Linked DNA regions of Homo sapiens: region 1 is linked to region 2. A link is a loop called in an ENCODE intact Hi-C map of the cell type or tissue named here. Cell type or tissue: GM12878. All regions are shown on one strand. Region 1 overlaps TCTN1 (tectonic family member 1). Region 2 overlaps HVCN1 (hydrogen voltage gated channel 1).

What was found. Peaks named below come from ENCODE experiments on the same cell type or tissue, not always from the same donor. Only the 100,000 strongest peaks of a DNase experiment are listed, where the experiment ranks them.
Region 1: a loop joins it to region 2, with 4 times the contacts of the local background. A loop is called at or near these places in 2 of 110 quality-filtered maps.

The regions. Positions count from the first base shown.
Region 1 is chr12:110,618,340-110,620,839 of GRCh38, reverse strand. It overlaps TCTN1 (tectonic family member 1), which reads right to left. Exons shown (of 15, transcript NM_001082538.3): 2 at 884-1,004. Among named protein-coding and RNA genes, the nearest start is that of TCTN1, 5.5 kb to the right of the region's middle. RefSeq lists an enhancer at 1,088-1,307. In GM12878, a CTCF peak has its summit at 1,062; a DNase peak (open chromatin) is centred at 1,179; H3K4me3 peaks cover 1,059 bases; H3K27ac peaks cover 1,737 bases.
Region 2 is chr12:110,667,301-110,669,800 of GRCh38, reverse strand. All of the region lies in intron 3 of HVCN1 (hydrogen voltage gated channel 1), which reads left to right. The region is part of intron 1 of LOC124903017 (a long non-coding RNA gene); the gene reads right to left. Among named protein-coding and RNA genes, the nearest start is that of HVCN1, 21 kb to the left of the region's middle. RefSeq lists an enhancer at 680-779. In GM12878, a CTCF peak has its summit at 1,171; DNase peaks (open chromatin) are centred at 144 and 544; H3K4me3 peaks cover 2,500 bases; H3K27ac peaks cover 2,500 bases.

The DNA of each region.
Region 1 (2,500 bases), 49 kb after region 2:
CTCCATCTCATAAAAAAAAAAAAAAAAAAGAAGCCTTGAAACCTCAATTATAAGAGATCATTCAGAACAGATTATTTATTTACCTTATAATCAGCTGGAAATGTCATTTTTCATTGTTCTATACAATGCGAACTGTGAGAATTCCTGGTAGATTTACATATCAGAAAAGTACAGATTTCTTATCTAATTTTTTGTTACAAATACTATGTCCACAACAAAAGCTGTGAAATTAAAATGCACTTTTCACCCTAGGCTATACTAATTCACTGATACAAAAAATGTGACCACTGTCTACAACTCAAATTGAAATGTAATTCAATCTTCAAACACAGAGGTTTCATTACATTATTTTAATGTATATTCTCTCTTCTCTTTTGCCTGCACAGTCACCTGGCTGAATGCAAATAAGGGATAGCTACTTTTTTTTTTTTTGAGACTGAGTCTCGCTCTGTCACCCAGGCTAGAGTGCAGTAGCGCAATCTCCACTCACTGCAAGCTCTGCCTCCCGGGTTCACGCCATTCTCCTGCCTCAGCCTCCCGAGTAGCTGGGACCACAGGTGCCCGCCAACATGCCCGGCTAATTTTTTTGGATTTTTAGTAGAGACGGGGTTTCACCGTGTTAGCCAGAATGGTCCCAATCTCCTGACCTCGTGATCCACCCACCTCAGCCTCCCAAAGTGCTGGGATTACAGGCGTGAGCCACTGCGCCCTGCCAGGGATAGCTACTTTTTTACATATTTGTTTGGACGGTATGGCTTCAGAACGACGTAAAACACTGGAAATCAGGTTTGGGTTTTTAAGCCTGGGAAAGTTTTCCCTTTCTCCAAATTGTATTATCCTGGTCAAATTTTTTCAAAATTGCATGTGTCATACGTAAACTTACGTGACAACTGGAACTGAGCAGGCAGAAAAGACACTGAAATCCACGGAGCTGCAGTCGGGATCACAGCAGCAGTTGATGTCACACTGTGCTGGGGATAAGTCACAGACACAGAGAACAGCAACTGCAGAAAAAAGAGGGGTAGGATCCAGAACATCACCATCAGCAGGTGGTGACTGCCCCCTGCCACCACAGTGTACCATAAGTCAATTTCATAAAAAAGATCCATTTTATTTTTCCTATTGCACTTTGGGGGAAATTTGTGAAGTGGAAATGAGTCAGTTTGAGCATCCCACAATCAGAGGTTTCCCCAAAGTGGCTAATGATCTGACTCGCTTGGAAAGTTCTGTTAGTGCTTTGCCTACAGAGATGCTGATTTCGTAAGCTGAATATGAAACCCAGGCATTTGCAGTTTTCAGAAACTTTCCAGGTGATGCTTATAATTAGACAAGTTTAAGAACAAGCACCCCTAAACCATTTGCCTGACCATAAGAACCACCAGTTTAAAACTCCAAAGTCCTTAAGCCCCTCCTCTAGAGATTACGATTCAGAGGAAGGGCCCACTTAAACCTTCAGGAAAGAGACTTTTCAATCTTGCCCCCTCTTCACGTATAACCTGCTGCTTTAAAGCTGAACTCATATTCACAGACCCTTGGCCAAGAATCATACCGGCTCAGGTGCTCAGAATGTCTTTGGTGATTTAGACAATAAGGTATGAGGGCGGGGTAGGAATCTCCCCCACCTCACAACTTTTAATTATTTTATTTATTTATTTATTTTTTAAAGGAGTTTCGGCTCTTGTTGCCCAGGCTGGAGTGCAATGGTGCAATCTTGGCTCACTGCAACCTCCACCTCCTGGGTTCAAGCTATTCTCCTGCCTCAGCCTCCTGAGTAGCTGGGATTAAAGGCATGCACTACCACGCCCAACTTTTTTTTTTTTTTTGTATTTTTATTAGGGACGGGGTTTCACCATGTTGGCCAGGCTGGTCTCAAACTCCTGACCTCAAGTGATCTGCCAGCCTTAGCCACCCAAAGTGCTGGGATTACAGGTGTGAGCCACCACTCCTGGTCAACTTTTAATCATTAATAAGGATGATTTTTCTTTGCCGCTTTGCAACAAAGATGATTATCTGGATTTTTAATTCTCTATCTTATTCTGTCAAATAAGGACAAGAAAACCCTTTTAAAAAATAGAGAATGAATTTATAGTTGCAATTATTGCTGGAAGGGAAGAAGTAAGATCAACCTTCAATCTTATCTGTAACGTTTTCTTTTTCAAAAGAAGATTTCAAACCAGGCACGGTGGCTCACATCTGTAATTCCTGCACTTTGGGAGGCGGGCAGATCACTTGAGGTCAGGAGTTTGAGACTGCCCTGGCCAACATGGTTAAACCCTGTCTCTATTAAAAATACAAAAATTAGGCTGGGCGCGGTGGTTCATGCCTGTAATCCCAGCACTTTGGGAGGCCAAGGCAGGCGGATCACAAGGTCAGGAGATTGAGACCATCCTGGCTAACACGGTGAAACCCCGTCTCTACTAACAATATAAAAACTAGCTGGGTGTGGTGGCGGGCACCTGTAGTCCCAGCTACTGGGGAGGCTGAGGCGGGAGAATGGCGT
Region 2 (2,500 bases):
TACAGGCTTGAGCCACCGCGCCCGGCCTCTTAACCACTTCTTGAGCCTCTCCCTGTGACTGAGGAAGAGTCTCTGCCCTCCCAGCGTTCACAGCCCAATGTGGTGGGGACAGTGTCTCAGTGGTTGTTAAGACAGTGTGACGTACACCCCAACTGGGGTGAGGGAGAATTAAAGAAGGCCTCCCAGGGAAGGTAAAATCTAGGTGTAAGACCTGGAAGATAGATGGGATGGGGACAGGCCATGCGGAGTCCTGGAAGCAAGAGAGCGTGGTCCGCTCTAGAACTGCAAGTTCCATGTGGCTGGAGGCTGGCAGAGGCAGGGTGCTAGGAAGGAATAAGGCTGGCAGGGAGACCAGGGCCTGGGGAAGCCAAGAGAGCTGGGACTCGATCCTGAAGGCAGTTGTGGGCATGGAGGTCGCTGCACAGCAGGGACACAGTCAGGTTGGCATTGGAGAAGGAGGACCCTGGCTGCAGGCAGGTGGAGGGAGGGTCAGGGCAGGTTCTGGTGAGGGAGAGGGGACGATGGAGTGCCAGCCAGGTTCAGGAAGTGAAACCGATGGGGTGTGAGGGAGAAGGAGGAGCCAAGGACGATTTTCTGTTCTTGGCCTGGGCAGCCAGGTAAGTGACAGCGTGCCCTAGGGGATGTGGAAGGAGGAGTGGACTGGGAGAGAAAGGTAAGAAATCAGGTCAGTTGGGTCACAGCAAACCAATGACCCAGCAGGATCTTGAACATCAGACTGGAGTCTTTGATTTGAACGTGAACGGCACCGAGAACACAGCTGTGCTAAGGCCCCCAAAGAGAGAGTCACCGGCCCAAGGACAGGGTCAAGGCTGAGGTCTCCAGGACTCCTGGTATGGGGCAGGGACATGGTACAGGAAGCTGAGGAGGGTGGCCAGAGATAGCAGGAGAAGCAGGGGGCGAGATTGCCAAGCACAGCAGATTCAACAGCGTCAAAGAGTGTGGGACCGTCAGGCAGGTTGGAGCCACGGTCACAGGTTTTGATATGGAAAGGTGACCGCAGAGGAGCATCAGGGTACAGTGGGGACAGCAAGGATTCTTGCATGGGAGATGGAGCTGTGGGGGTGTCCCGCATCAGCAACTCCACCTGTAGACTTTTGGGGTTATAAGTGACAGAAACACAGCTCAGTGTCACTTAAGCCACAAAGCGGCTGTATCAGCTCATGTAACTTAACAGCCTGAGGGATGCAGAGGCAGGCAGTGGGCAGAGAAATGAAATATCCAAGGATGGTGATGAAGCTGGAGGAGAAGAGTTTTGGGGTTTTTTGTTTTGTTTTCTTGAGACAGTCTCACTCTGTCACCCAGGCTGGAGTGCAGTGGCATGATCTTGGCTCACTGCAACCTCTGCCTCCTAGGTTCAAGCAATTTTCATGCCTCAGCCTCCCAAGTAGCTGGGATTACAAGTGCCCACCACCACGCCTGGCTATTTTTTTGTTTGTTTTTAATAGAGATGGGGTTTCGCCATGTTGGTCAGGCTGGTCTCAAACTCTTGACCTGAAGTGATCTGCCCATCTTGGCCTCCCAAAGTGCTGGGATTGCAGATGTGAGTCACCATGCCCAGGTGAGTTTTTGTTGTTAAGGGATGATCATAGCTGGCACTTCCAGAGCTGGGGGCTGCTCTGAGCCAGGCACCGAGGCAGGTGCTCTGTACGCCACACTACTAAAATTACAAAAATTAGCCGGGCGTGGTGGCAGGATCAGTCTGTCCATGAATGCTAGGAGTCTGGAGTGCATGGTGAAGCTGCTGAGGCCCACCACATTCTCTTGATCAACCCTATCTTTGCCCTTTTCTGGAGCTTTTCTGCTTCTGGCATGACAGACTTTTGACTGAAAACCAGAAATGTTTTCTGCTCTGCTGAGTGCCCTAGATATTTTCATCCCAAATTACTAAAAGTTGCTTCTTCACCAGTTGCAAGGTTTCAGAAAGAAAAATTTCCTCTTCTGTAAAATATAAATGCGGTTTTTGCAAAGTACCTTGAGGTTCCCACACTACTGAGAAATAGGACAGGCTGCTCTTGTCTGCCAGGTAAGGTGTTTCCAAAGGAAAGTATGGGGTCAGGCATGGGCTCATGCCTGTAATCCCAGAACTTTGGGAGGCCGAGGCGGGTGGATCACTTGAGCCCAGGAGTTTGAGACCAGCCTGGGCAACATAGCAAAACCCTGCCTCTACAAAAAAATACAAAAAATTAGCTGAGCGTGATGGTATGTGCCTATAGTTCCAGCTACTCAGGAGGCTTTTGTGGGAGGATCGCTTGATCCCGGGAGGTCAAGGCTGCAGTGAACCGTGATCGCACACTACAGTCCAGCCTGGGTGACAGAGCGAGACCCTATCTCAAAAAAGGGAATTATGGCCAGGCACGGTGGCTCACGCGTGTAATCCCAGCACTTTGGGAGGCAGAGGCGGGCGGATCACCTGAGGTCAGGAGTTCGAGACCAGCTTGGCCAACATGGTGAAACCCTGTCTCTACTAAAATTACAAAAC